Linked DNA regions of Homo sapiens: region 1 is linked to region 2. Evidence: read pairs that join two places in POLR2A ChIA-PET (ENCODE). Cell type or tissue: GM12878. All regions are shown on one strand. Links, peaks and the distances in the headings refer to the core of each region. The heading gives the core; the rest is flanking DNA. Region 1 overlaps GCNT2 (glucosaminyl (N-acetyl) transferase 2 (I blood group)). Region 2 overlaps C6orf52 (chromosome 6 open reading frame 52).

Evidence for each region. Peaks named below come from ENCODE experiments on the same cell type or tissue, not always from the same donor. Only the 100,000 strongest peaks of a DNase experiment are listed, where the experiment ranks them.
Region 1: POLR2A ChIA-PET joins it to region 2 with 13 read pairs; 22 of 35 experiments call an interaction of 5 or more read pairs at or near these places.

Annotation. Positions count from the first base shown.
Region 1 is chr6:10,524,646-10,534,815 of GRCh38, reverse strand. It overlaps GCNT2 (glucosaminyl (N-acetyl) transferase 2 (I blood group)), which reads right to left. Exons shown (of 5, transcript NM_145649.5): 2 at 7,156-7,342; 3 at 4,980-6,185. The coding sequence starts at 5,904. Among named protein-coding and RNA genes, the nearest start is that of GCNT2, 8.4 kb to the right of the region's middle. RefSeq lists enhancers at 115-444, 565-814. In GM12878, for the core only: no CTCF peak of the experiment used is centred there; DNase peaks (open chromatin) are centred at 276, 875, 3,152 and 6,165; H3K4me3 peaks cover 6,849 bases; H3K27ac peaks cover 6,719 bases.
Region 2 is chr6:10,677,506-10,688,107 of GRCh38, reverse strand. It overlaps C6orf52 (chromosome 6 open reading frame 52), which reads left to right. Exons shown (of 5, transcript NM_001145020.3): 2 at 547-628; 3 at 944-1,142; 4 at 4,876-4,921. The coding sequence starts at 558. Among named protein-coding and RNA genes, the nearest start is that of C6orf52, 12 kb to the left of the region's middle. In GM12878, for the core only: no CTCF peak of the experiment used is centred there; no DNase peak of the experiment used is centred there.

The DNA of each region.
Region 1 (10,170 bases), core at 1-8,000, 150 kb after region 2:
ATTGCAGCTCACTGTGCCCTTGACCTCCTGGGCTCAAGTGATCCTCCTGCCTCAACTTCTCCAGCAGCTGAGACTACAGTGCATGCCACCACGCCTGACTATTTTTTGATTTTTTTTTGTAGAGACAAGGTATCTGTGTTACCCAAGCTTTGCTTTTTTAAACCACATGACCCTGCCACCCTGGTCACAGCTGATTGGACAACTTGGGGCTACATAAAGGGCAGCTGCCTGCAAAGACGTCAGCCGCAGCCTGAGAGGTGGTGTGGAATGAGAACGGGGATCCTCATTGTTTAATACAATGGCTGCATGACCCAAGGCAGGACTCTCTGGGGACATCTGAATGGGACACAGAGAGCACTTGCTGTCAAGAGAGCAGCATGGGCCAGGCACAGTGGCTCACGCCTGTAATCCCAGCATTTTGGGAGGCCAAGGCAGGTGGATCACCTGAGGTCAGAAGACTAGCCTGGCCAACATGGTGAAACCCCGTCTCTACTAAAAATGCAAAAATTAGCCAAGCGTGGTGTCATGCACCTGTAATCCCTGGTGCTGCGGAGGCTGAGACAGGAGAATTGCTTGAACCCAGGAGGAGGAGGTTGCAGTGAGCCAAGATGACATCACTGCACTCCAGCCTGGGTGACAGAGCGAGACTCCATCTTAAAAAAAAAAAAAAAAAAGAGCAGCATGGAATCTGGCAGATACCAGGGGAAGACATAGGAAGTAGAACCCACAGGGTGGAGGAGCCCATAAACCAGGGGAAGTGCTGAAGCACAGGCAAGAATTTCAAATAAAGTAGAAGCAGGCAAAGCAAAACCAGCAGAGGTGGAGACTCTGCGACATGAGGACGGCCAACGTCTCGGTGCTGCTAGGGCGGCAGAGCCTGACCACTGCACCAGCAATGAGGATGCGTGGTCCACCTCCCCTGCCTGTGGTCGCAGCCACAGGCCACAAGTAAAAGTGATGTTTCAAACTGAGTTAAATAAAATACATTCTTTTTTTTTTTTTTTTTTTTTTTTTTGAGACAGAGTCTTGCTCTGTCACCCAGGCTGGAGTACAGTGGCATGATCTCAACTCACCACAACCTCTGCCTCCTGGTTCTCCTAAATCGCTGAAGCGATTCTCCTGCTTCAGTCTCCCGAGTAGCTGGGGTTACAGGCACAAGCTACCACGCCTGGCTAGTTTTTTGTATTTTTAGTAGAGTTGGGGTTTCACCATGTTGGCCAGGCTGGTCTCAAACTCCTGACCTCAAGTGATCCGCCCACCTCGGCTCCCCAAAGTGCTGGGATTACAGGCGAGAGCCACCACACCTGGCATAAAATACATTCTTTAAATTCATATTATCTGCTTCTTTTTACTTCTTTTAATGTGGCTCCTGGAAAATCTAAAATTTGATTTTAGATCTATGGCTCCCATTATAGCATTCCTATTGGGCAGTGCTGTTCTCCCTTCCCATGAGACCACTTCAGCTGTGAGATGTTTTTCTGGACTAATTTTTTTTTAAATTTTTATTTCTGAGATGGAGTCTCACTCTGTCGCCCAGACGCGAGTGCAGTGGCAGGATCTTGGCTCACTGCAACCTCCGCCTCCCAGGCTGAAGTGATTCTCCTGCTTCAGCCTCCCGAGTAGCTGGGATTACAGGCACGTGCCACCACACCCGGCTAATTTTTGTATTTTTAGTAGAGATAGGTTTCACCATGTTGGCCAGGCTGGTCTTGAACTCCTGACTTCAGGCGATCCACCCAGCTCAGCCTCCCAAAGTGCTGGGATTACAGGCGTGAGCCACCACACCTGGCCTGGACTAGTTACTTTACAGAATCCTAATCATAATCCCTCAATCATGACAATGAATTGGAACAATCTCAAAATGTCCCTCGCACACCTGCCAAAAAAAAAAAAAAAAAAAAGCAAAAACCACAACATATACACATCAACCAGAAGGACCCTTACAACGGAAAATGGCTCAGATCTCCACATAGCCGGAATAATAATTAAACAAGACAACCCTTAGGTTTCTAATTCCCTAACCTCCTACATTCAGCCCTGCCTCAGGTCAGGAAAGAGTTGGCAGGGCTTGCCCGATGTGGTGGCTCACGAGGCTGAGGCAGGAGGATCGCTTGGGCCCAGGAGTTCAAGACCAGCACTGGCAACACAGCAGGACCTCGTCTCTACAAAAGTTAAAGTTAGCCAGGCATGGGGGCACATGCCTGTAGTCCCAGCCTCTTGGAAGGCTTGAGCCTGGGAGGTCAAGACCAGCACGGGCTGGGTGCTGTGTGGCTCACACCTGTAATCCCAGCACTTTGGGAGGTTGAGGCCGTGAGCCGTGATTGTGCCACTGCACTCCAGCCTGGATGACAGAGTGAGATCCAAAAAAAGAAAAAAAAGAGTTGGCAGAGCTGGTCAGGGTCCTCCGGCAGTGTTCCTCCACACACATAACACAGAAATGACTTCAGGGGCTAACTTTTGTTAAGTTTCTGAAAAACATGAATTGGTGCATTTGTTTTCTATTGCTTTGCCAATCTGTTACTGCTAACACGGGGTGTAAAAATCCAGCTCCAATAGATACATCGAGTCGAGAAGTCAGGGGGTTTCCCTTAAGTTTCTGTTGAGTCCCCTGATTAGGATCACAGACTCTGAGAGTGGGAAGGGACTCGGAGGCCATCCGGTCCAATCCTTGAGGTTTCCTCAGCAGCACTTCCCCAGCCCTGCTTCCCTTGGCTTTGCTCACCATTGAGGAAGCTGCCCGTTTTATTCCCAGCTCCATGTGTTCTCATCTCCCACCCGCTGGCCCTAGATTCTACTTCCAAAACGACAGAGTTGGTCTAATTTCTCTTTCCTGAGCAAATCTTTTAATTAGGTAAAGACACCGATCCCTCTTCAAGTCTTTTCCAAATCAATTATCCTTTTTCTTTGTCTTGGTCTTCTCTAAAAAAAAAAAAAAAAAAAAGTGGGGATTGGCCTTTTTACCTCCCTGGCTGCTCTCTTTGGAACTGCTGTGTCAATGTCTCCCCGTATAGTAGGGTGGCCAGACCTGAAGAGTCTACATCCTACTCCAAGCACATGGGAGAGAAGTGAGGCTTTCACTTCCCTTACTCTGGACACTACAATTCTATTTAAACAGCTCTGTGCTTTCCCCACCAGACTTTCCTGAGCCCTAATTTCTTTTGATCACTATACTTCCCCTTCTGGCTCTGAGAAAATCACAGACTTAAAGAGAATTCTAAGCCTATGAAGCTTTGTATGCCAATATCTAAAACAAGCACCTGCAATGGTTTACACCCCTGGCTGTACATGAGAATCACTTGGAAGCTGTACAAATATCAATAGTTAGGTCTTGCCCCAAGGAGGGAAACAGGCCCTGGCTTAGTTATTTTTAGAAGCCCCAGATGATCGTAATGTGCATCCAGGGTTGAACCAGCAATCCAAAGAAACCAGGACTGTGATCTTCATACAGGTTCCAGTTACTTTTTCCTTTGAACTGCAAATATGAATTCTTATTTTGAATTGAACTAGCAGGACTAAATTGGTTCACTATAAACAACTTGAGATTATTCAAAAATCATTTGGAACTTGGACCAAAGGAGAGATGGAATTGATTTAGCAACAATTGAGACCTTATTGAAAGTCAACCTAAAAAGAACATCAGGCTTAGGAGACCTGGTTTATAATTGGTGCATTTGCTTACTAGCTGTGGGATTTGAGCACATCATGTAATCACATTGAAGTTTCTTCATCTATAAAATGGAGGTACTAGTCTAGAAATCTTTTTTTTTTTTTTTTTGAGACAGAGTCTCCGCTGGAGTGCGATGACGTGATCTTGGCTCACTGCAACCTCCGCCTCCTGGGTTCAAGCGATTCTACTGCCTCAGCCTTCTGAGAAGCTGGGATTACAGGCATGCGCCACCACGCCTGGCTAATTTTTGGTATTTTTAGTAGAGACGGGGTTTCACCATGTTGGCCAGGCTGGTCTCGAACTCCTGACCTTGTGATCCGCCCACTTCAGCCTCCCAAAGTGCTGGGATTACAGGTGTGAGCCACTGCGCTCAGCCTAGAAATCTTTAAGGTGCAATAAGGTTTTTTTGTTTGTTTGTTTGTTTTAACTTCTTGAAAAAAAATAGAGACAGTGTCTCACTATGTTGCCCAGGCTGGTCTCAAACTCCTGGCTTCAAGAGATCCTCCTGCCTCAGCCTTCCAAAGCGCTGGGATTACAGGCGTGAGCCACCATGCCTGGCCATGCTTTAGATTTTTGATTCAAGACCAGAAAAGAGCTTGCAAATAAAAAATTTGAAAGTTGTATCTTGCTCCCATTTCAAAAGGATGGGAGCTTCAACAGAGACAAAAATATTATGAAATCTTCAAATTGTCATTCAAATTTTATTTATAATACATATTCCTGATTTTAAATGCGTTGCGCTTAAAGGAGAATAAGGTTTACATTTTATTTATTTATTTATTTAGAGATGGAGTCTCGATCTGTCACCCAGGCTGGAGTGCAGTGGCACAATCTTGGCTCATTGCAACCTCCGCCCCTTGGGTTCAAGCGATTCTCCTGCCTCAGCCTCTCCAGTAGCTGGGATTGCAGGCATGCACCACCACGCCTGGCTAATTTTTTTAGTATTTTTAGTAGATACAGGTTTTCACCATGTTGGTCAGGCTGCTCTCAAACTCCTGACCTCAAGTGATCCACCTGCCTCCGCCTCCCAAAGTGCTGTGATTACAGGCTTGAGCCACTGTGCTCGGTCACGTTTTTATTTATATGGCCAGTGTTCCTTCGGTCTTTTGTCCTGTGAACAGAGCGGTTCACAAGAGTGGGTGATATAACACATCTCCATTTTACCATTTTACAGATGAAATTTTTTTTTTAATTTGACATTTAAAACCGTAAAGAAGTTTGTCCCATTTTTTCCACTCTTTTCAAAGCAACTTATTTAGTATTGACCATGCAGTGTTTATTCGTAAAAATAAAAGTTAAGAGACGTACATACCGGGAATCCTGTTGAGTGTCACCCAGAAATGTTCGTCGGGGCTGTAGGTGTCCTTGGACCAGGAGAGTAAGTCAAGTGCGAGCTGGTCTTGGAGGACGAAGTTAGCAAAGTCCCTTGTGAGAGCCACGTAGGCCGTGCCAAAGTAAATCACCATGTCATGAGGAGGAGGAGTTTTTAATTTTGTTGTTTTAATCACGTAGGAATTTTTGTGGTTTAACAGTTCTTGGTGGACGTATTTAGTCCGTCCAACAGCGTGGTCAGGAGGCAGCACTCCGGGGGTGATATTTTTCCCTTTAAATCCCTTCAGATACTGAACTATTTCCCTGTTGGTTTTCAGGGGAAAGTCTTGCCCGCAGGTGTTGATGACATACTTCCAGGGAACTTCAGAGGCCACAAGGTCTTCCAGGCAGTTCAGGTCAGCCTGGAGCCTGGAGATCCCCCCATAGACAACCGACTCCTTCTTGGAAGCCAGAAAAGCATTTGGGAAGCAGCTGAGTAACTGTTTCACTGCACCTTTAAAGGCATCCGTCGCCTTCTGATCCAGGTGCACACAGTAGACATTTTGGGGCATATAAATCGCCCTGAAGAGCCTCTCAAAAGTGCCGAAGTCTTTGTGGATGGTCACTGTGTAAGCTAAAGGGAACCCAGCCTCTTCTTCAGAGAGTGTTTCTGTTACATAGTGGCTTCGAACCATGTACTCATAGCAGGTAGCTTCATCAAGGGTAGTTTTCAATGCATTTTCTGTTGGGTAAAAAACTTTCCCCTCAAAAATCTGATGACAGGCTTCTGCTAACAGTGAAGCATTGGACAGAGCTGCCCTCAGAAAACGTTTATTCTCCCATAACTCAGTATTGTAAACAAATACAAAAATCAGGGCAGAGATAAGAGACGCGCTAAAAAGACAGTGCTTCCAAGAGCCCATCATTCACAACCAGGAAATGAGTAAAATATCTCTCTCTTGAGATAGGATCAGAGTGTAGATATATTTAACTTACATTTTCTCCAGGTTCCGAAATCATCCTCGTGATGGCTGAAGCTCTCGTCTGGCTGTTCCCTGTCCCTTCAGTTCACGGTTCTGGTCCTTTTTCTTTCTTCTTCCCCTCTTCACTTACCACTAGGTTGCATTTTCACTTTTCTGTGACACATTTCTGAAGTGGCTCCTTTGCATTTGGCTTGCCTGTTCTCCTGCTAACCTGCAACCTGTGTCTACACAAAAACAGATGTCCTCAGAGAGGTTCTGATTCCAGGGGGTCCACCTGTTCCCACCATGAAATTACAAGTGGGTGAGGTGACCATTCTGCAAGTCATCGGCTCTAAGACCTTAACCTCAGCCTCTTGTCCCGGCCAGAGTCTAGTAACTATGTCCCCTCCCCTGCTTCCTGTTAATCATTGTGTTCAACAGCCTGAGTTTATTTGCTTAAACTGCACTGCCAAGCTACGAGCTTCAGTTTAAAGCATGTGAATACTGCCTGGAGAGATATTCTATCAATAAATATGTAGTGCTTTAAAAAAATTGCTTAACCCTGTCTTTTTCCACAGCCACACCTCGCTCTCCCCATTGGCTGGGTATGCTATACGACATGGCATATGACTGGCTACTGGGCTAAATTCTTTCCAGGGCTTAATTTTGTCTGCTGCTGGGTAAAGTCCTTTAAAATGCCCATTAATTAGCAAGCTTACCTCACCACCTAACTTACTGCACAAAGTGACTGTGGCACTCGGATGAATAAAGGCTAACTTCTTTTTTTAAAACAACAAAACGACCAATAGCCCATCATCACCCAAAATTGCATACAGGCTAACATAGTGAATTTCAAGTTTATTTTGCCCTGGTCCGCATAGGATGCAGACAGAGAACCCTGATGCTTAGAGGAAGGAGAGAAGAGCATCTCAGTCTTGAATTTTAGGAGAGAGGCTCTTATGTCCAGATTTACAAATGCTTTAAAGGAGGCTTTTTTTTTAATCTGTAAAAAATGAGAATAATTTTACCACCAGAGGTCAATTGTGAGAATAAAATGAGATAACATATACAGAGTCCATCGCCGTGTCCAGGAACAGATTGGGGTGGTAAAGCAGCAGCAAAATGGTACTAAACAAGAAGTCCGTTCACACACACGCATGCATACACACGTATCTCTTACCCCACACTCATACTTCTAATAAATGACACAATTACCTCTCCTTTGAAATCTTCTTACTCTTCCCTTACTCCCTCCTCTGTGAGTCCATGCCAATCAGATTATACATCTAAAACGTCAGCGACGAGTTTTGTATGATGTGGTGGTTAGCTGCACCCGGTGTGAAAGCATGTTCCATTGGCGCCGAGCTCATGTATTCCTCATGTTTCTGGCTCCTAGCATTGTCTGTATGTAGTAGACAAGCAACTTTTTATTTTATTTTATTTATTTATTGAAACGGAGTTTCGCTCTCGTTGCCCAGGCTGGAGTGCAATGGCACGATCTCGGCTCACTGAAATCTCTGCCTCCCAGGTTCAAGCGATTCTCCTGCCTCAGCCTCCCAAGTAGCTGGAATTACAGACACCTGCCACCATGCCTGGCTAATTTTTGTATTTTTAGTAGAGACGGGGTTTCACCATTTTTGAGCAGGCTGGTTTCAAACGCCTGACCTCAGGTGATCCACCCGCCTCGGCCTCCCAAAGTGCTGGGATTACAGGCGCGAGCCACCGCACAATCAACTATTTATTGATTGAATGCTCAAGTTTTCATTTCCCTGCTTCCCTGATCACATTAGTGAGAAATTCCAGGTAATACTGATTTGTAGGAGATATATATTTGTATCTGTGAATGTGGTACAGTCAATAAACCTAATTTTTCCAATGTATCTTCTAACTTTTATTAAATGTAATTAATTAATTAATTTACTCTTTTGTAGAGATGGGGGTCTTACTGTGTTGCCCAGGCTGGTCTTGAACTCCTCAAGCTATCCTCCTACCTCAGGGTCCCAAAGCTTTAGGATGACAGCTGTGAGCCACTGCACCTGGCTCATTTTCTTAATCACAAAGACGACATAATATCGTAGATAGTTTCTAAACACAATGTTTCCACGTCCTGTACTTTCATTTACCTCTTGCCTATAGGAAATACACATTCTTATTTTATCAAGAACACAGGGGAGGCTGGGTGCAGTGGCTCACGCCTGTAATCTCAGCACTTTTGGGAGGCCAAGGCGGGAGGAGCTCGAGGCCAGGAGTTTGAGACCTGCCTAGGCAACACAGCCAGGCCCCATCTCTAATAAAAAAAAAAGAACGCAGGAAGATGCAAGCTTAAATCCTGCATTCTGCACTTACTATTATACAATAACATTTTCCATAGTGCTTCTTGGTGTGCCTTGGGTATTATCTTCACAATCACTACTTTAGAACCTGGAGTTATTCCTGTTGATTTTTCCGCTAACCCAGCTAAAAGCGAACACATTGAGACGGCAGCCAACCCCATTTCACGGTGTCAGGAACACAGGAAATGATGACAAGAAAGGACACAGGGAAAATTCTCTAGAACACAGTGAGTCAGTTCTCAGTTGCTTCTGGAATCAGATTCTACAGCGTGACTCAGGTACACCCAGTTGTGCCTATAGGGCCCCCAAAATAGAATTTAATCAACCCAAATATCTATTTTCTTAACTATCTTTCATGCGTCTATCCAGAATTCTTTTGAACAAATCACTTCTTCAATACAGAACGCATACAAAATCAATCTTTTCTGAAATGACTAAAATTTCTCTAATTTTTAGTTGACTTTTAACGTCTCTTTAGACCCTGTCCATATCAAATGAAATACTATAGGAATGATTAAATGAAAATGTCAATGCTGAATTATGCTTATCTAAACTAGTCAAGTAATTTTTACCATATTTTCTCCTAATTTATCCAGACAATTACATCAGGTGTTTGTTTGACTCTTACCTCATTCTTGGCCTAGTTCTATCCCTCCAGACATTGCAGACATAGAAGCATCTTGAATTATTTGCCTGCTCTTCGAATTTACAACTCACTGGATTTAGTTGCAGGGTAACGAACACTTGTATTTTGTGCTCTGCTGCAAGTACAAGCAAAGTTCATACGTCTTTACTTGTACCTTACCTGTAATGCTAAGACGGTCCCTTGATTTTGAGCTCTGGAATATTTATGATTCTGTAAAATAGTATCTTTGACAATGCTAGACATTTAAAAAAAGAATTAATATGAACCTATTTCCTTTTTCATCAACCCAGTGCCAGCTGGTGCATTTTATTTTGGTAGGCACATGGGACACGCTGGTCTTCCAGACCCTCCAGCTTTCCCAATGCCCTTGTACAATCTATCAGTAATCACTCTCCTCAATTCTGGGCTCTAGGCTCTTGCGTTTGTGTGATATAATGGGAGGAGATGGTAATCAGGGAGTGACCAAAAGGACGCGAGATTGTTCATCCCAGGTTGAATTTCAGATCAAAATTAATACCCCCCAATTCTAAGTCGGAGGCACTGATCAGGTGGGATAAATAAAGAGTTCTGAACAAATTGGGAACCAGCAAAGACTTATAGTTTGGTTGCTCAATAACTGGCAGGGTGTATATTATGTTCAATCACTAATTGCTTATTTCTCCATAACACATACTCTTATAAATTCTCACTCTCCAGGATGTAAACTAATTTTCATTGCACTAAGACACTGCACTTAGAGTTTAATCTCAATAACTGACTGTAGAAAGAGAAGCAGAAAAAAAGGGGTTCCTTTCTACAGACAAGAATCCCATCATCCTCACCTTAATTATTCATGGACCATATGATGCCCAAAGCACTTTTCACATATTCATTTTACCATGACATCACCTGTGTGCCCAAATTAGAAACCGGGGGGGTGGGCCGATGGAAACTTTCTCAGTGTCTGTGAAAGCCTGATGCAGTCTCAGAGGAAGAACAGCTTGGATTAAACTGGTTTTTAATCTGAAGGGCAACACATTTTGTCCTTTTTCTTTTCTTTCTTTCCTTTTCTTTTTTTTGGGGGGTGGGGGACAGAGTTTTGCTTTTGTGACTCAGGCTGGAGTGCAACGGCACAATCTCAGCTCATTGCAACCTCGGCCTCCCAGGTTCAAGTGATTCTCCTGCCTCAGCCTCCCAAGTAGCTGGGCTTACAGGTATGCACCACCATGCCTGGCTAATTTTTGTATCATTTTGTCCTTTTTCAAAAAGACA
Region 2 (10,602 bases), core at 1,836-9,835:
AGCGCGTTCTTCTCTGCCTCTTAATTTTGCAGGTAGTTGGATGATGCTTTCAACCTGCGTGGAATTAAAAAAAGAAAAAGCCAGCAGGTGCTAGTTCCAATAGTTATTCTCAGCAGGTAACAGAGGAGAGAAATGTATTTGTCTTAAGGTTTTAGTTATTAGAGTTTCCTCTTTTACCTGTTATGGTAAGGGGTGGAGTGGAGACTATCCTTCATTGTCGACCAACATACCTACCCCTTCTGTCCCTCCCTGGGGTTCTGCTGGCTCCCGCTGCCTGACAGTTGGGAGAGAGGGGCTGGCAGGTGGAAGCCCGAGGAACAGATTGCAGAAGTTCCCCCAGGTGCCTCAGTACACCCCTCCCCCACCCACACCTTTGCCCCGTTGTCAGGAAAGTCAAGCAATTAATTGCCTAGCAGGAATTGCCACTAAATGTAATTATCTCAGATGTAGTTGCGAGACTTATTTGTCAGGATTGAGAGGTTTCAGCCCACAAGCTGGATTTTTGACGCAGGAATAAAAACTGGATTCTGCTCTCTTTTTGTAAAGTTTCTGGGTAAATGGCCCAACCAGAGAGTTCTGCAGATTTTGGCATAGCTCAACAAAATAACTATTACTGCTACTGGCAAAGGTGAGTGGTTTTCTCCTACTTTGAAAAGGAAAGCTGTTACTGTTCTATTTGCTACATAACTGTTGGTAACTTACAAACTATGGCTTTTTTTTTTTTAAAGTTCTGGGGTACATGTGCAGAACGTGCAGGTTTTTTACATAGGTATACACGTGCCATGGTGGTTTGCTGCACCCATCAACCCGTCATCTACATTAGGTATCAAACTATGGCTTTGAACATAGGTGTTCAGCTTACTGCAAACTTCCTGGAAAGAAGAAAGGGTTTGGGGGTTTGTGGATGATTCTGCGTTGGTTGTGATGATTGTCATTCCTGTAGTCTCCCCTCTGCTATTAGAGTGAAGCAGGAGTTCCAGCCCAGCCAGAGTTACCGCTATGGCAACTGGTATGCGCGACAGCACGGCTCTTACCTTCTTTCTGGCTACAGCTATGGCTGTGCAGTGGATGGAAATGGAAAGGACTGTTTTTCTGCGCATGAGACCCCTGAACACACAGCTGGAACTCTGGTTATGCCTAAGGTATCCCTTGCTAGAATGAATCTTGTGTCATTCGTGTGCCCAATAATAGTAAACATCACTTTCCTATCTTCACACATCTGTGTCCTGTCATCCAAATTCCCACAGACATGGCTTTTGCTACCTGTTTTAATACTAGAGAGTAAAGCTGATAGCCTAAGAAAAATGTTTGTATAGCTTTATTGAGGTATAATACACAAAAAGTCCCTGCACATGTTTAATTTATATGATTTGCTGAGTTTGGACGTGTATAAACTAGAAGTGTTCACTTGCAGATAATTTCCCATTCTCTTCTAGAAACAACACAAAAAGCTAATGAAGTCTTTTTCTAAATTCTTGCTGCTAAATTTTAGATTATCATAATTCGATAAATTTTACTCTTTAACACTATATAGGACAAAAGGTAGTTTTGGGGTTTGTTTTATAGCAGTTGGACATAAACACACTTTAAAAATATATTTTAATACTTTGAATTACTAAAGTGACATATTTCTCAAATCACACAAAGATGTATTGAAGTAAGGGAAAAGTTCCCCCCCACACACACCCCTCCTCCTTCCCCATTCCCTTCCCACTTAGAAGAAAGTACTGTGGAGTGGATCTATGTCTTCTAGATCTTTCTCCTGTACTCTTGCTAAATCAATGTGGTTCATCTTTCTGTTTTGGTGGTTAGGGGATGATTTGGGCAAGAACGAACTATGTAGTACATACTGGTTTGCTGTTTGCTTGCTTCTGCATAAGGAGACCTTTCTTTAAAAAATCGTCCACTTATGGTCTGGGCAAGATGGCTCACACATGTAGTCCCAGCTACTTGGGAGACTGAGGCGGGACGATCACTTGAGTCCGGGAGTTTGAGGCTGCAATGAGCCATGATTGTGCCATTGTACTCCAGCCTGAGCAACAGAGCGAGCGCAGTTAGATACATTGCGATTTTTAGCTCATCCCTTATCTGACATTTTAAATATTTTCAGGGCTTTAACAAACTTACCTATCTTCAAGCATTTGTCTGAGTGTTGCTTTTTTCCCCAAGAATATAATTCTGGATGTGGAAGGGCTGGATTAAAGGATATAACATTAAAAAATTTTAATAGCAAGTTACCTAAAGTCTGCATGAATTTACACTTTTCATTATTGTGGTGGGTGTTCTTGCTACTCTACATTTGTCTGTGTATGATTAGCCAATCTAATAGGGCAGGGAGGCATTTATCTATTATTGAGGGCAAATACCTCTTGAAATGTTTATTGCTATCTGTGTTCTGTGACTTTGATATCCTCTTTCTAATTTTTCTGTTGAGTTGTGTCCCTCTTGCTTGACTGCATAAGATATTCACATGTTAGAGAAATTAACACTTTGGAGTCTAAATGTTACGGACTTCCCCCACCCCAGCTTGTCTCCTAATATGCAGAGTGACACCATTTGTGTGATGATCTTTACCTTAAAATGAAAATTGAATTTTATATCTAGTCCCTTGGCTTTTAAAACTTACATTTGCTTTATATTATGATATTTCACTGCCCAAACTTTCATTTTCAATTTTTCTCAAGTCTGTTTTAGGTGTGCCTCTTATATAAAATATCTTGTTAGATTTCTTGTCATTTTTTCCCCCTTTTAGCCCAATTTGGGTTTTTCCCTTTTAACAGATGTTTGATATTGCAGCACTTAAAAAAAAAATCTTTCACTACATTGCCTGTGGTTTTGGCACTCTTTTTTTTTTTTTTTTCTTTTGCCCCTTCTCTTTTTGCTCTTTTTTGGGAGACGGTCTGTCTTTTGGTGGTTACCCTTATATCTCTAAATAGAGAAGTATAGGAATTAGTATATTATCAACTTCAGAAACAAAAGTATTTCTTGATTTTTTCGTCACTCTTGAGAAAATTAAGAAATGAACATCCTTTTTTTCTCACCTGGCTACCCCTTCTCTCAATTCCTCTGTCCATTTTTGTTGGCACAGTCTGGGATTTTTATCTCACCCTCAGGCCGAATTATTACTATAACATGCATTTTTCATACAAGAATTATATAAATATGTTATCTTTTGTGGCTGTAGTGACCCCCTGTGCCATCTGCCTGCCATCCTGCTGGGTGTCCCCTGTTGGGAAGCTGCTGAGTGAAATTAAAGATGGTAAGCCTCTGTGGTGGCGCTCTTTTACTCCCACATCCCCATTTTGGTCTTCTCCAATAACGTGTGTCCTTGCCAAGATGTCCTAGTCATTCCCTGCTTCCCCCAATGTGCTGTGCCTCTGTCCATAACCTTTATCTCCCCAAGTTAAAGGGGTTACCCCCTCTCCAGCCCTCTCCTTTACATTTTCACGTTGTGGAGGTGGATGTCTCCAAAATGATTCTCGGGTCTTTGTGGTCCATCAGCACACCTTCCCAGACTATCTCTAGCTGAGGAAAGCCTTTTATAAATGTGCTTTTCTTTAAAGGCAGCCAGCTGCATACACAGCACAGGTGGCCCTCAGACCAGAGAGAATGCTCTGTCTCCAGATACTTCCTGCTTCCCTCATCCTGGTTATTTAGCATCCACATTTACCAGAACACACACTGAAAGGAGGAAATGTGTGGTTACTCAAGTCTTGTATTATGGGAAAGGAACTTATGGAAGTGTGGATTCTGGGTGTCTTTGCCATTTCTTTCTTTTCTTTTTATATAATTAGCTTTTAGAGATGATGTCTTGCTCTTTTGCCCAGGCTGGAGTGCAGTGGTGCCATCATAACTCACTGCAGTCTTGATCTCCTGGGTTCAAGTGGTCCTCCTGCTCCAGCCTTCCAAGTAGCTGAGACTACCGGCTGCATGCCACCATGCCTGCGGTCTTAGCCGTATCTAAATAGAAAAAAGACAGATTGTCTTTTGAAATTTATGGTAACTATATAACCTATTTTCCAAACCTCAGTATATTTCAGAGTGAAGGGGAGGCATACTTTCAGATAGACTGAAAAGAAAAGATAGTAGATCTTTGGCTCTCAGTATCTTCTCATTCTTATTAGCAAGGGAAGCTTAATTAAGTGCCAGGAGCTACATCAGCCCTTTCTTGATAGTGATTCCTTGGAATAGCTGGCCATACTTAAAAAGACAGGTTCCCAACAGGTCTACATAGAAGAATCATAAAAACGTATGCTGCCCCAGTAGAGCCAACAGGGTCTGGGTTAACCAACCAAGATTTACTTTGGGAGTACCTCTGCAGTTTACTTCTCTCATTATGTAAGGATATGATTGGTTTGCTTTGCTGTAGCCTCTGCATTTTCTTGAGCACCTAATATCCTGGTTCTTAGCTGAGTCACGGGTTTGAGGATGTGATTAGAAGGCCATGAGAAAAACGTGCTCATGGAGACTTAACAGATTGTCTTCTGGAAGGAGGAGCAGAACTCTAGGTAGAGTCAGGCATGTAGTACAAGAAATAAGGAGCCTGGATACCAGGGTCGCTGGTGTCTGGTTTCCTAGCTCAGGCTCTAGGATGCTAGTTAGGTCCCAGAAAATCCAGGGGCCAGGGGCCCTCGTTAGGCTTGTTCCTCTTTGTGACAGTTCTTCTGTGATTCAGTTTACTTCTTTCATAATTGTACTATGCCACCTAAAGATTCTTTTCATCAAATTCAAAAGTTGATTTAAAGAGATTAATTGTCAATATTATTTTTATTTTAGGTAGTTTTTTTGAGAGCTAGAGTTTTTCCCAATAAAGTATGTATTGATATTAAACCTTTAAGTAAAATTATTTTCTCATGAGATAATATTTTGTTGCAGGAAACCACACCTCTAGCTGAAAACCAAGATGAAGACCCACTAGAAGGTAACATAAACCTTGTGCTGAAGTGGTTGGAAACAAAACCCCATTTCCTGGTTTCTCATTCACTCAGCTTGCTAGAAACTGGAAGGTTCTATTGGAAAATTCCAATGTAGGTTGCCTAAGCCATATGCTTCAGTAATTTCTCCTGTTTTTAGAAACTGGTTCTATGGGAACAACTTTAACTAAGCCACCTCTTTGGGCCTTTCTGAAGGACTGAGAAAGGGGGACATTCCCAAACAGTAAGAAGACAATACATTGTTCTTAAGCTCCATTTCCTCTGTAAGTTTAGACTTTGAGGAGAATTATGCTTTAATTCTCTTTTTCAAGGGGGAAGAGCATGAGGTGATTGCTGTGGCCTCAGGGTTATTGGATCCTGGGGTACCTGACAGAGCAGCACTGTAGTGTCAGTCTGGTGGTGCTTCCTGTACTTCTCAATTTGTTTTGGAAAGAACAAAGTTTGCCTGCCTAGAGACAAACACTCTGAATGTGTCTTATTTGAGGAAGGGGAAAAAATGTTTTGCTTCTTTTAAGTAATGGGAAAGAAAAATAGAGGAGAAATGCAGAGAACACTATTGCCTTTTTCTTATCACATGTCTGTCTTATCACATGTTTGTCTAATCTCTCTCTTGCCCAAACCCCTGCCCCTACCAGACAAACCCACCCACTGCCTTTATGACTTTATCAAAGAAGGGAGCATGTTGTTATCAGTCTTTGTAGGCCCTGTTACTAATTCAGAGAGTTCACATGTCAGTAGGTGCTCAGTGTTTAAATTAAATCAAATTGGTGTTGAAAAGAAATGTTTATATGCTGTTGAGCAGTTGTAGTTTTTAGTACTTTGATTTAAACATGAGTAAAGGGTGCTTATTTCAACTTTGTGGGATTTCTTTCAGATTAAGTGTGAGTCTTTCTTCCTGCCTTTTATCAGTTATGCAATTTATTAAAATTGATGCAGGATTTCTTGCTCCTTAGTTCAGCTAAATCTGGGTCCTTGTCTCACAACCAGGAAAAATTAGGCATGTGGATACATTGAAGGGTGAGGAGGATGGAATTTATTAAGTGAAAGGAAAGCTCTTAACAAAAAGAGGGATCCCAAACACAGGTTTCCACCTCACAAATTGAATACCAGGCCATCACATACGAGTTGAAAAGGCCAGGCTCCTCCCCTGCATAAGGTGTGAATTCCTGGTGACTCCTCCTCATTCTTCCAATGTGCACGTGGGCCCTTAGTCTGAGCCACTCCACATTGATTTATTTCCCTTATTGCACATGTGTTAAAAGATGGAATTTTTCACCGTGGGCATGTTTAGCCAAGCCCCCTGTGCACAATGACTTGGGCAGGTTGGAGGTTCTCCAGGGACCTTACCCTATTTGCCTAGGCATTTGGCTGTCCCATGCCTCTATCAAAATAATAGAGGTAAAAGTCTGCTTTTTGGATACAGATTGCCACGGGGTTCAGATTCTACCTACTAGCTCTGTAATTCCAGACAAATTAATCTCTAGTGTGTCTGCTTCAGTTTCTGTAAAGTGGGGACATTGATACCTTTCTTATAGGAAGTGTGGGTATGCTAGGTCTACAGTACTTTTAGGTGGTTAAACAGCTGCTGCCATATCATAAACACTCAAGTATTGGCTGGTCATCAATCTGGCACAGTACTGGTCAGTAGAAATGTAATGCAGTTGCACCTCAAGGAGCTAGAAGAACAAGAACAAAGTAAACCCAAAATTAGTAGAAGAAAAGAAATAATAAAGACTATAGCAAAAATAGATAGAAACTAGAAAAACAATACAAAAGATCAACAAAATGAAGGGTTGGTTTCTTTAAAAGATAGTCAACAAACCTTTAAGAACAAAAGAAACTCAAAATCAGATGAAAAAGGAGACATTACAACTGATATCACAGAAATACAAAGGAACATAAAAGACAATTATGAACAATTATACATCAGTAAATTGGATAACATAGAAGAAATGAGTAAATTCCTGGACACATACAATCTACCACCTACCAAGATTAAATTATGAAGAAATAGAAAACCTGAACAGACCAATAATAAGGAATTGAAACAGTAATAAAAAGTTTCCCATCAGGCCAGGCCTGGTGGATAATGCCTATAATCCCAAGCACTTCGGGAGGCTAATAGGGGAGGATCATTTGAGCCCAGGGGCTTGAGACCAGACTTGGCAATACAGTGAGACCTTGTCTCTACAAAAAATTTAAAAAAATAACTGGGTATGGTAGCATGTACCTATAGTCCCAAATATTTGAGAGGCTGAGATAGGAGGATTGCTTGTGCCCAAAAGACTGAGGCTTAAGTGAGCTATGAATGTGCCACTGCATGTCAGCCTGGGTGACAGAGTGAGACCCTGTCTCAAAAAAAAGTCTCCCATCAAAGAAAAGCCCAGGTCCTGATGGCCTGTTTAATTCTACCAAACATTTATTTTTCATTTTATTTTATTTTTTGTAGAGGTGGAGTCTCACTTTGTTGCTCAGGTTGGTCTCAAACTCTTAGGCTCAAGCGATCCTCCCAGCTCTGCCTCCCCAAGGGCTGGAATTACAGGCCTGAGTCACCATGCCCAGCCCCCAGATATTTAAAGAAGAACTAATGCCATGTCTTAAACACTCCAAAAAATCGAAGACGAAATACTTTGAAACTTATTTTATGAAGCCAGCATTACTCTGATATCACAACCAGAAAAGGACACAACAAGAAAAAACTACAACCAATATTCCTGATGAACATAGATGCAAAGGTCCCCAACAAAATACTAGCAAACTGAATTCAACAGCACAATGACAAAATCATCTGTCATGAACAAGTGGTATTCATCCCAGGGACGCAAGGATAGTTTAATATACACAAATTAATAAACATGATACATCCCATTATCCCATCAACAGAATGAAGGACAAAAAACATTATTTTTCTTTTTTTTTTCCTGGAGATAGGGTCTCACTCTGTCACCCAGGTTGGAGTGCAGTGCCGTGATCTCGGCTGCAACCTCTGCATCCTAGGCTCAAGCAATCCTCCCATCTCAGCCTCCCAAGTAGCTGGGACCACAGGTGCATGACACCATGCCCAGCTAATTTTTTGTATTTTTGGTAGAGATGGGGTTTCGCCATGTTGCCCAAGCTGGTCTTGAACTCCTGAGCTCAGGTGATCTGCCTGCCTCAGCCTCCCAGAGTTCTGGGATTACGGGCATGAGCAACTGCGCTTGGTGATCATTTCAGTAGATGCAGAAAAATCATTTGACAAAATTCAGTTATCTCTTCATGATAAAAACTTCCAACAAATTAGGTATAAAAGGAGTGTACCTCAATACAATAGAGTCCATATAACAAACTCACAGCTAATATTGCACTGAACGGGGAAAATCTGAAAGCTTTTCCTCTAAGATCTGAAACCAGATAAGGATGCCCACTTTCACTACTTCTATTCAACATAATATTAGAAGTCTAGCCAGAGCAGTTAGGCAAGAGGGAGAAACTAAAGGTTCCTAGGTTGGAAAGGAAGAAGTTTTGAAGATGACATGATGTGATATACAGGCATACCTCATTTTATTGCACTTCACTTTATTATGTTCCACAGAGACTATGGTTTTTGTTTTTTGTTTTTTTTTTTTAACAAGTTAGAAGTTTATGGCAGCCCTGCATTGAGCAAGTGTATCTGTGCCATTTTCGCAAACGGTATGTGCTTACTTGTTAGCACTGTTTAGCAATGAGCTATTTTTTTTTCTATTTTTTTTTTTTTTTTGGAGACAGTCTTGCTTTGTCACCCAGGCTGGAGTAAAGTGGCGTGATCTCGGCTCACTGCAACCTCCGTCTCCGGGTTCAAGCGATTCTTCTGCCTTAGCCTCTTGAGTAGCTGGGACTAGAGGCACCTGCCACTACGCCCAGCTAACTTTTGTATTTTTAGTAGAGATGGGGTTTCGCCATGTTGGCCAGGCTGGTCTCAAACTCCTGGCCTCAGGTGATCCACCCACGTCATCCTCCCAAAGTGCTGGGATTGCAGGCATGAGCCACCGTGCCCAGCCGCAATAAACTATTTCTTAAGGTATTTACATTGTAAACAAATTTGTTCTTTTATTTTATTTTTTTTTGAGATGGAGTCTCACTCTGTTGCCAGGCTGGAGTGCAGTGGTGCGATCTTGGCTCACTGCAATCTCCGCCTCTTGGGTTCAAGTGATTCCCCTGCCTCAGCCTCCCAAGTAGCTGGGACTATAGGCAAGCACCACCATGCCTGGCTAATTTTTTGTATTTTAGTAGAGGTGGGGCTTCACCATGTTGGCCAGGATGGTCTCGATCTCCTGACCTCATGATCTTCCTGCCTCCGCCTCCCAAAGTGCGGGGATTACAGGCGTGAGCCACTGTGCCTGGCCAAATTTGTTCTTTTAAAAAAATTTTTTTAAAAACAGAGACAAGGTCTTACTATGTTGCCCAGGCTGGTGTCGAACTCCTGAGCTCAAGTGATTCTCCAGCCACGGCCTCCCAAAGTACTGGGATTACAGGCATAAGCCACCATGCCCAGCCAATGTAAACAACTTTTATATGCACTGGGAAACAAAAAATTCATGTGACTTGCTTCATTGCAATATTCATTTTATTGCAGTGGTTAGGAACTAAACCTGCAATATCTCTGAGGTATGCCTGTAGAGAAAACCCTACAGACTCTGCCAAAAAACTGTTAGGTCTAATAAACTTATTAATTTTGTATCCTGTAACTTTACTACACAAAATTGTTTCTATACACTAATACTGTTTGAAAAAGATAACAAGAAAATAATCCCATGTACAATAGCTGTAACAAAAACTTAAGAGTAAATTTAACTGAGGTGAAAGATGTCTATACTGAACACTATAAAGTGTTGATGGAAGAAACTGAAGACACAAAAGATATCTCATGCTCATGGATTAAAACAATGAATATTATTAAAATGTTCATACTACCCAAAGTGATCTACAGAATCAATGCACTCTCTCTGTCTTTTTTTTTTTTTTTTTTTTTTTTAAGACAGTCTCACTCTGTTGCCCAGGCTGGAGGGCAGTGGTGTTTGAGCTCGGCTCACTGCAACCGCCTCCTCCAGGGTTCAAGCAATTCTCCTGCCTCAGCCTCCCAAGTAGGATTGGAATTACAGTAGGATTGGAATTACCACACCCAGCTAATTTTTGTATTTTTAGTAGAGATGGGGCTTCTCCATGTTGGCCAGGCTGGTCTTGAACTCCTGACCTCAGGTGATCCACCTGCTTTGGCCTCCCAAAGTTCTGGGATTACAGGCATGAGCCACTATGCCCAGCCAGATTCAATGTACTCTCTATCAAAATACCAATGGCATTCTACATAGAAATAGAAAAAAATGACCGAGTGCACAGTGTCTCATGCCTGTAATCCTGGCACTTTGGGAGGCTCAGGTGGGAGGATCACGTGAGGTCAGGAGTTCAAGAACAGCCTGGTCAACATGGTGAAACCCCGTCTCTACTAACAATACAAAAATTAGCCAGGCATAGTGGCATGCGTGCCTGTAGTCCCAGCTACTCGGGAGGCTGAGGTGGGAGAATTGCTGGAACCCGGGAGGCGGAGGTTAGAGTGAGCCAAGGTGGCGCCACTGCACTCCAGCCTGGGTGACAAAGTGAGACCCTGTCTTGGGAAAAAAAAAAAGAAAAAAATGATACTATAATTTGTATGGAA